Regions from separate parts of the Homo sapiens genome. Here region 1 is linked to region 2. The links are chromatin loops, found by intact Hi-C in ENCODE. Cell type or tissue: prostate gland. All regions are shown on one strand. Each heading gives the region's core, and the rest is flanking DNA. Links, peaks and the distances in the headings are about the cores only.

Region 1 (5,389 bases), core at 108-5,107, 1.1 Mb after region 2:
AATAATAAAAAAATAAAAAAAAGATACATTCCACAGAGACCCTTCATATTCTGAGTATTTATATATAGATTATCTCATTAGATAGAACAATTCCTTTTTAAGTACACAGGTTGGTAGCTGAGGGATTATGTACCAGTTTTATGGATGAGGAAACTGATGCCTAGAGAGTAAGTGACCCACGCATACCACATTCACATAATTAGTGGTGGCATAGCTAGATTTTTTTATTTTTATTTTTAAGAGACAGGGTCTTGCTCTGTCACCCAAGCTGAAGTGCAGTGGTAGGATCACAGCTTACTGTAACTTTAAACTCCTGGGCTCAAGTGAACCTCTCGCCTCAACCTACTGAATGGTTACAACTACAGGCGTACACCAACACTTCTGGCTAATTTTTTTTTTTTTTTTTTTTTTTTGGTAGAAACAAGGGCTTACTATGTTGCCCAGGCTTGTCTTGAACTCCTGGCCTCAGGCAATCCTCCCATCTTGGCCTCCTAAAGCCCTGGGATTACAAGTGTGAGTCACTGCAGGCAGCCTACATCTTTTAACTCCAGATCCCGTCTTTGTACCATGGCTATTTGTACATAATATCCTGTATTTTTTTCTTCTGAAATACTTATAAAACCAGTAAGGATTTGTTTGCCCTCATGTAGCCTCCATGAGGGCAAATCCATATTTGTTAACACCACATTCTCATTCCCTGCACAATGACTGGCAAATAACAGGTGCTCAAAAATTATTTGTGGACTGATGAAAGTGCTATTTACAGAAATGGATCAGGGAAGGTAATGGTTAGGAAGCTAGAGTAATGTCTGGTTTCATGTATTTAGAAATGACTTACATCACAGGTTGGTTCCCTAGGAAAGACTCTAAGACAACGTTTAGCATGCAGGATATTAAGGTGTGTCGTTACAATCAACATCTGAAGAAGGGAGGGGAATGAGGCAAGAATGAACAGAGAGAGAAATTAAGGTGACATGCAGGTCCCATTACAGACTTGCATAACCCCTGGGGAGCTCAGAACCCAAAATGGCCCTTCAGAGTTGTTCCAAGTTGGGTCTAGATGGCTTGGCCTTTAATCTACCACACTGTTCTTTGAGTATGGGCACCAAAGTGGCTGAGGCAATCTCTGATGGGACTGACAGCTGAAGGATGTCTGCTGAGAGCACTCCCAAGGGCTGAGGCAGTTAAGTCCTTTATTGAAGGTGCAACTGAGTAGTGCATCACAGTGTCTACCACAGGCCATAACAGAAATTATAGCATTTGTTTACCCTACTTTCAAATCTGTCTTTGACACACTGAGTTAATTCGAAAGCCTTGTCTTCAAGCTCTGAAGTTCTTTCTTCTGCTTGTTTGATTCCATTGCTGAGACTTTCCAGTGCATTTTGCACTTCTCTAAGTGTGTCCTTGATTTCCAGAAGTTGTAACTGTTTTTAATTTATATTATCTATTTCACTGAAGAACTTTCCTTTCATATCCTATATCATGTGTTTGATTTTTTAAAATTGAACTTCACCTTTCTCTGGTGCCTCCTTGATTAGCTTAATAATTGACTTTCTGAATTCTTTTTCTGGTAATTCAGAGATTTCATCTTGGTTTGGATCCATTGCTGGTGAGCTGGTATGATCTCTTGGGGGTGTTAAAGAACCGTGTTTTGTCATATTACCAGAGATGTTTTTCCAGTTGCTTCTCATTTGGATAGACTATGTCCAAATCTGGGATTCAAGGGCTGCCATTCAGATTCTTTTGTCCCACAGGGTGCTCCCTTGATGTGGTGTTCTCCCGCTTCCCCTAAGAATGGGGCTTCCTGAGAGCTGCACTGTAGTTGTTTTTGCTCTTCTGGGTCTAGACACCCAGCAGAGCTACTGGGCTCTGGTTGGTACTGGGAGTGTCTCCAAAGAGTCCTGTGATGTGATCCATCTTCAGGTCTTGCAGCTATGGATACCAGCACCTAGTCTGGTGGAGGTAGCAAGGGAGTGAAGTGGACTCTGTGAGGGTCCTTGGTTGTGTTTTGTGTGCTGGTTTTGTGTTGATTGGTCTCCAGTCATGAGGTGGCACTTTCAAGAGCACATCAGCTGTGGTTCTATAGGCAGGATCTAAACTTGTCCTAGGGACACCTGGTTAAGTATTCAGGTTACTCAGGCGGTGGGCAGGGCCATAGAGCTCCCAAGAGATTATGACCTTTGTCTTTGGCTACCAGGGTGAGTAGAGAAGGACCACAAGGTGGGGGTAGGGATAGGTGTGTCTGAGCTCAGTCTCTCCTCTGGCAGGCTGGCTGCAGCTGCTATGGGGGGTGGGGCTGTGTTTACCAGTCCAGTGAAGGAATATTCCCAGGGGGATTGTGTTCACCTCTGCTGAGTCATGCAGGTTGCCAGGAAAGTGGGGGAAAGCTGGCAGTCACAGGCCTCACCCCGCTCCCATGCGGCCCACAGTCCTAAAGGCCAGTCTCACTCCCACCATGCCCCACAACAGCACCGAGTCTATTTCTAGGCAGCCGGTGACCAGGGCTGAGAACTTGACCCAGACCATGAGCCTTTTTGTTGAGAAGGCACGCAGACTCACAGTTTTTCAGCATCTCAGGGAGCCTGCAGCAGTGATCCAGTTCCTTCAGAGGGTCTGTGGATTCTCTTGGCTTTCTTGGTATGTTCCTGTGGTAGTTCTTGGAGCATACATTCATGATGTGAGCCTCCACACACTGCTCTGTCCATCCAAGTGGGAGCTGCATACTAGTCCTGCCCCCATCTGCCATCTTAATCCTCTACATTCAAATCTAAATTTTCCTTCCAACCTGCTAACACTCCATTGTCTTATTCATGTACTCAAGATCACATCATGATTTGACTCACTAATAGCTAAGAGATCAAGTAGGTTTTTCTTAGATCTTAGATTTCAGACCTCTTACACACTGACACCATATTAACCCACTAAATGTTGGATTATGAAGAGAAAAACACAGAGCTAAAAGAATGTGAGGTCTGCTTTCAGAAGACTATTGAAAAGCAAAAAAAAAAAAAAATCAAAATCACAAATTTCAAAAATCATCCTATAAATCCATGGGGAATGATTGGATTTTCTGAATTTCAAATGAAATGTATATGTCAGATAAAGCAAGTTATACCTGTGATTTCAAAACTAAATGCATCTAAGTTTAAAATAACCCAAACTTCAAATAAAGTATGCAATCATCACTACTTAGCATCTGGCGTAATACGCTGAAACCTGATGGTGTTGGTAGGGGAAGGAAGGATAAGTATGGACAGAGAGGTTTCACTGTAAAAGTAACAAGACGGCTTTTCAAATCTCAGCCTTTATTCCCTATGATACAAAGAAAATAAAGACTGTGCGATATAAATTTGGGGACTAAAGACATTTGAGATTTTGATTCTTTTCCAATCTTAGTTGTTTTATGCCCTCAAATGTTTCTAAATTTTTGCCTCTAGAAATTCAGGGTAATCTTCATTTGATCACATTTCTTCAATGTAAGCTCAGGTTTATGAAGCTGAAATGGTATAGCACTAATGTGATTGGCCTATATGGTGGGGGGTGGTTCTTGACCAGCTCAATAAAAACCATTTAAATGTTCTTAAGACAGGATGTGTTAATCAACTGTGGGTTATTACAGCTGCCAGATACTGGGAGAGGTTGACACCCATCTGTAAATGAGAAAGTGACATCATTATAATAAGTATAAGTCACAGGCCTTCTATATTGTTTGAAAATATTTGAACGAGGATCTCCAGATGGCTCTTCTACCTAGGAACTTATGCTAAATACCTGAAACTTCTGTTCCCTGCAAGTGAATACTGTTGCTTGAAGAAACTTCTATTCAACTAACTTTTAAGGGCTGTTTAAATGAACACTTCCCAACCAACAAATGTGGGACAATTCTTTAAGTTGGGATTTTAAAATCCGACTTGGATTACATGCTGGAAACATTTTTCTTATGAAGGCACATCTCACATTTCTGAAATAATGAAAGTCTGCAGAAATAAATGGTTTGAAAGGTTTATTTGAGATAGGACTTTTGGGGATTGCACTTACTGCACAAAACCATATAAACATTGGGTGGAAGAAAAGACAGGATTGAATTTAAAGTAGCTACTTACCTCTATGTATATGGCTGCATCTTCCTTTCACAGATAGAGAACATGTATATACACTACATGTAACAAAAGAGCACTTCTGAGTTGATATACTAGTGAACCATAAACAGTCCACTATACAACAAGTTTCCTCTATCAATATCCACCCTAATGGAAAATACTGGAGTAGCACTTCAGATCACTAACAGGAAGAGGAAAACTCTGAAACCCGTCATTTAGACATCTGACAGCTCTGATGCATGAGAGCACTGAAAAATTTACACTGAGGAAGCGTTTATGTGTGAGTGAAGGTGAATTATTCTCTAGGCTACTTTAAAAAATTCCATTTTCTTTCATGTGTCTATTCCTTAGCACTTCTTTGGAGGACATTCCATCAGTTGAGTCAATGATTCAGAGTCTCTATTCTATTATCATTAAGTATTGCCTCAATTTCATGAGTATGAAATAATTCAAACAGCAAAATTCTAAAATAAATATACTTAGGAAGCACAGTACAGAGTGTTTAATAAGCATCAGTATTTATTATGGTAGGAGGCAGAATTTTTGTTACATCACACCTTTTGTTAAGTAGCCAATATGAAATTCTATAAAATGGCAAATATATAAAAGAGTCAGTAGTTCACTAATTTAGAAAGTCAATTATGTATCACTGTTTCATATCAGGTTAATTACTTCATTTACATTTTCAGAATTTTAAAGTAGTGCCTGAAAGGTGACAGACTGACAGTACTACAGACTGCAATTCTTAAACTATTTTACTGAGTGTTAATAATATAAAAGGCAATATACAAAACAGAATTACACACAGGTTTTATCTAATGTGATTATAAGTGAAATAGACATGGCACAGAAATGGGAGAACAAGAGAGGTGTTTTCAGAAAAATTTTACTGAAGACGTACAGTACAAGGGAAGTGATAAATTGCTAGATAGCTTCTATATTGTTCTTTTAGGCATATATGTATGAAAGGATGGCGGTTAAATATCAACAAAACATCAATGTGTCTGAAGGGAGGAGAGTGAATGACATTTGAGAGAAGTCAAAAGAAGAAATCTAGATTGAAAAAGAATAAAAGGGACTCCTTGAGGGGAACGTTTATTGTAATCAGAAGTATAATAAAAGGAGATACTACCACAGTCAGAGCACAAAAGAAGACTATGCATAGGAATGAGGAACAAATGTTGAGTTTCCATAGTTCTGATTCCTTACCCACTTCCATAAGAACCCAACCTGCCACTCCTTATTGTGGGTGTCATGATGAAATCTACCATACTACTTTCTGTCACTAA
Region 2 (5,389 bases), core at 246-5,245:
ATGAGGGCTCCACCCTCATGACCTAATCACCTCCCATAGGCCCTACCTCCAAAAAGCATCACTTTGGGGATTATATTTCAAGATATGAAATTTGGGTGGGGTGGGCACAAACAGTCCGTAACAAAGATAAAGCAAGACATTAATTTATCCTTCCCACTTAGGATGATAGGGTTAACAAAGAAAATGGTGCACCTACTTTAAAAAAAATTTTTTTAACTTGCTGTTATAATTTAAAAGCCATTAACCACCTACTCTTGTCTCATAATCATTGGAATTGTTGTTAATTAATCAATGAATGCATAATTTCTTCTGAAAAATAAGTAAGCCCACATGACCACTTTTCAACATGTATATAAAAATTGTGTTTATTAATTTGGGCTGGGCGTGGTGGTTCACACCTGTAATCGCAGCACTTTGGGAGGCTGAGGATCACGAGGTCAAGCGTTTGAGACAAGCCTGGCCAACAGAGTGAAACTCCGGTGGTGGGTGCCTGTAATCCCAGCTACTCAGGAGGCTGAGGCAGGAGAATCGCTTGAACCTGGGAGGCAGAGGTTGCAGTGAGCTGAGATCGCGCCACTGCACTCCAGCCCGGGCGACAGTGCAAGACTCCGCCTCAAAAAAAAAAAAAAAAGTGCTATCTCCTAAAATAACTCATGTCTCCTCCAAACTTCCCAAAGATGTATTTTTCTTCCTATTTCTATGAAAGCACTCATACTTAACTCGAAAGCATGACTGAAGCTCGCTTGGCATAAAGTGCACTGCAATTGAAACCCACAGGCCAAGATCCAATGCCTTGTTCTCTATTTTTTCGCCATATGACATTAAACAGACAACCCATTTTTCCAAGTTTTCCTGGGCCTGGGGCTTGACCAATGAGAAAAGTAGGTGAGATCATCTCTAAAGACCCTATCATTCTTATATTTTATAATCCTATAATAAATCACTTTATATTACAAAGATCTTAAGGGTTCTGTGTAGTTAAATGTATTTTGTGCTTTAAATTTTTGTTGTTGTCATTTTTTTCTGTGTGTTTTTCTATAACCACTTTGATTGACAGAAGCCTCTTTACCTGTCCTTTGCAATGCTGCATAATCTTTAGCAATTAAGTTAGTCAAACTGATATAAATCATGACTTCCTTCCTACTAGAAAGTTTTATGTGAAATTTGTACAACTAGAAACGTGGGCTATGAAAGTTTCATACAATTCAATTTTTCCATTATAAATGGCAGTCTATTTACTTTAGAATTTTTCTAGTGGTTTAGACTTTGCCTGAACCAGCAATTTAGAGCAGCCTCTAAAAAAATAAAATTAAAGAAGGTGACATTCATATTTGTGCTGGCCTCCAACTCAAACTGTGTGTCTCACAGTGAGTCTTAGCATAAGACATGTGATTGAAGGATACTTCTGTGAAACAACTGCTCAGGGGGAAGTATGTATCATCTGAGTCCAGTTCAGAAAAGACAGCTGTCCACCTGGAAATCTCTCAGCCTAGTAGAAATGGCCATCCTATGTGTTGTTGTGTCATCCAAGAAGCTCAAAACTGAATGGACATGCAGGCAATATTAATCCTTTGAACCTTCAAAGGGGCCACTGCTTTGTGATTAAAGATAGGTCCTAGTCACCTGGTCCCATTAGTTCATGAATGATGACCTTTTTAACAACACCCTGAAGTCAGCTTTAAAGTAGGGCACTAAAATGGAATTTAATAAAACACAGAACCTAGAAAATTGAAAACAGGAAAAAGTTAAGGTATTCTAACATTACAGGACTTGAAAGCATTGTTTTTCTTCTGCCATATCAAGCAACCTAGTTTTAACCCAGTAAAGAGAAAAATAATGATAAGGTAATGAATATTTTTATGGAATGGGTTACTGTACTTTAGAAAACGTTTTGAGGTCTTTATTAGACCAAAACAGAATAATTCAGTTTTAATGCCATAACAAACTTTACATTTAATAATGTAAGTTGAGTTCTGACAGGGTGTCGGTTTGTATAATTTGTAGGTACTTAATACATGCTTAGTGAGAATGATGAGACTAGTGATCATTTTGATTATTAAAGAATATGAAAACAATACGGCAAAAGGAAGTTCTTCCCTTCTGTTTATGTGGTCATACTTATTTACCACATTTTAAAAATGCTAGTATTTTAATTAAGAAAGACATGTTAGCTTAGAATACCAGAATAAAACTAACCTAATTTTCAGAATCATCAATATGAAGAAAAACTTTGTTGAGGGCTTATTTTATTCCCCAAAATTCAGAAGATTAAAACCAATTGAAATTTAATGTGGTCATATTATTTCCAACCTGAATTTCAAATAAATTATATGACCTATTTCAAGACATACACAATTGTTTCAAACACACTTTGAAACAATTAAATAGAAAGTTTATCTGTGCCTTCTTTGTAGAATCTGGTGTACACTTTTTTTTAGTTTAAAATTATGCCCATGATTGAAAATTAATAAATAAAACTTCTAGATTTTAGTTTAGTAACCATCTGTGAAGATTAACCTCTCAGAACTATATCAGCTTTTTGTTTTATTTTTTTCCTTCTTTTGCTCTTTCTTTCTTTTTTCTTTCTCTTACTTTCAATTGCATGATAAATTCTGGATTATGCCTCACTAAGGCTTCAACACTACATTTAATGAAGTTGTTGAACTTTTAACCTTTGAGTTCAACACACTTGAAAACTACCACCAATATATATTGCGCTTTTTTCTGTAGTTCTGTGTCAAATATAGTGAGGGTCTTTTAGTGTAGAGGACTGTTTACCCAGGCTCTTTGTAAAAACAAATGGAAGGCATTTCATTTTTTACTGGTCTTTTTTAAAATTCTGGAAGAAAAATATGCTGGGGTTCCCTAGAACAACCCCCTCCCTATCCTGCTCCTCTGCTGGTAATTGGTCTACAAATAAAGAGCTCCTGAGTGTCAGCTTCCAATGAAAAGTCATTTATTCATAACCAGACATCCAGCTTCCCAACAGAAAGGATTGTTTTTTCCAAGATCATCTTATATCTTTCAAACTCATCCTGTCTATTCAGCCATGCATACTGCCTGCAAGGCAGCACAAGCAACATTTCTTAGTTTCATAACCAAACAGTAGCAATGCTTTCAAAGGAATCAAAAGGAAGGAACTTTTTTTTTAATGTAGGATTTATACTTACCTTTTACTCTTTGTGTCATTAAACCGTTATAAATGTTGTTCCAAGCTCCGTCCTTCGATAGGGAACCAAAAAAACAGGCAGTTCTCTGTCTTATTTGTTGGAGGAATAATCTGATGAGCAGTGAACACTAGAGGGGGAGCTTACCCGTTCAGGAGCATGAGTGAAAGCTTCAGACCCTCTGGGAGAGGATCAGAGTGATAATAGAGCTACTGACTTAAACAAGGCAAGCTAGGATTTGGTCAGCAGTGGTTCCGAAGTCAAAAGGTCAAGAATGGTACGTAGCCAACTTATTGTCACTTTCCAAAACGGCAAGAAATCACAGTGAAATTGAGAAATTTAGCTGCTGCTTATACCATGATATGGAATATTTTAAAAATCTCTCTGGAGGCAGCTATACTATGAGGAGTAAGATTACAGAGGCTTTCCCCCCCTTGACTAGGGCTCTCTGTCATTTAAATGTCTAAGGAATGATGGAATGAATTATCATAAAATTTTGACAAATTTGATGGCTCAAGCAAAAGGGGGAAATAAGCACTCCGATTATCAGGTTGTAATAAGACATGACATTTAAAATGAGTTTACATGGCAGTTAGACAGACCTTTGCTTTTTTCCCCTTGGTTTAAAAACACTGGGATCCTTTTCTTTGGAAAGGAATTAACTTATTTCAGTTTCTCTTCTCCCTAGCTTAACAAGTATGAATCCTATTACACCAATTATACGTTTCCATCCCTTGTAACCATAGTCCAATTGCTTTCCACAATTTGCCTAAATTTAAAAAAAAAAAAGAACATAACTTGAAAGCAGCAGAATATTTAAGTAGAGATATTTAGTATAAATTTGGTAGAAAAAATATAAGAAATATAAGTTGTTCTTTCATTTGTTATTAGGCTATTTTTTTCTGTATCATCTTACAACACAGTAGATAGGATGTATTGATTTAGAAGAACAAACTATACTTTTCAAAAAGAAATAAAGCAATAAAAGTGATTAACCAAAAAACTGAAAAACAACATTGATTTTCTCTGATGCCACTCACCCCTACTTCTTTACCAAATATAAACTTTTCTTTCAAATAATCTATCTCTTTAAGCCACATGAAAAATCCAAATTATTATGTTTATATTATTTACTAGAAATGTTTGGTTTAAAAAAGATAATTCAATCACAATTAATCTGCTCTTTGGAAACATCCTGCACTTCTAGTTAAAAATTAATAGAGTCTGTGGCATTTTAAAACTATGTACTATTAGTACTATTAGAAAACATATTTCTGTAAAAAAAAAAAAAGAAGAGGAAATAAAGACTTTTTTAAGAAATATGTTTAGGGTGATTTTAACTTTGTCAGGCTCCAACTACTAAAAGTGGAAAGAAGTCACCTGACTTTAGAAAGTGAGCTCTGTATAGATGGCCTGATAACTGACCACCTGACTTTACCTACAATTACTTGAATTATACGAACAAAATAATGTGGTTTGATGAAAATTTTCCCCAGCAATACATAAAAATGTGGATTTGTCTTTGCTTTCCAAGAGATTTTTTAGAACTGTGATGACCAGATCTTTAGAATTTTCTTCGGATTCTAGTAGTGCAATCCCCAGAGGTTAGTCAAAAGCTAGTAGTCATTTCCCACAGACCTGGATAGCAACAATTACTTAGACAGTTTTTACTTACTTAACTAAATAAGAGAGCAGAGGAAGTATGAATTAAATGTAGTTATTCTAAGTTTCTAGGGTTTATATCATGGAAGCCAACTGTTGAACTACTAATAAAAATCTATTTTGAAGCTGCTGATCTGGCCCTCGAATGCATCCTTCATGCTCTGCCCACAGGTACCTGCAAATTGTGTAGGTGGCCAAGCAATGGAGACATACCTTGAGCCTTGAGTAAGCAGTTTTGGGGTTAAGCAATTTGGAGGAAGCAGGAGCTGGCCAAGTAAATGTAACGTTTCCTTTGTATCATTGGAACTAGAGCCATTTTGCTCACCCAATAAAAATGTCTAGCTAGGCAGGGCGCTGTGGCTCACGCCTGTCATCCCAGCACTTTGGGAGGCCGAAGCGGGCGGATCACGAGGTCAGGATATCAAGACCATCCTGGCTAACACGGTGAAACCCCATCTCTACTAAAAATACAAAAAATTAGCCGGGCGTGGTGGCGGGCGCCGCCACGCGGGGGGACGCTGAGGCAGGAGAATGGCGTGAACCCTGGAGGCGGAGCTTGC

Evidence for each region. Hi-C counts contacts between places; a loop is a spot of excess contacts. Peaks named below come from ENCODE experiments on the same cell type or tissue, not always from the same donor. Only the 100,000 strongest peaks of a DNase experiment are listed, where the experiment ranks them.
Region 1: it touches region 2 in a loop (3.0-fold over the local background); 2 of 110 quality-filtered maps call a loop at or near these places.

Annotation. Positions count from the first base shown.
Region 1 is chr5:93,792,851-93,798,239 of GRCh38, forward strand. The region is part of intron 8 of ARB2A (ARB2 cotranscriptional regulator A); the gene reads right to left. Among named protein-coding and RNA genes, the nearest start is that of POU5F2, 54 kb to the left of the region's middle. In prostate gland, for the core only: no CTCF peak of the experiment used is centred there; no DNase peak of the experiment used is centred there.
Region 2 is chr5:92,684,950-92,690,338 of GRCh38, forward strand. It overlaps LOC105379082 (a long non-coding RNA gene), which reads right to left and starts at 3,277. Exons shown (of 4, transcript NR_188298.1): 1 at 3,171-3,277. In prostate gland, for the core only: a CTCF peak has its summit at 3,275; no DNase peak of the experiment used is centred there.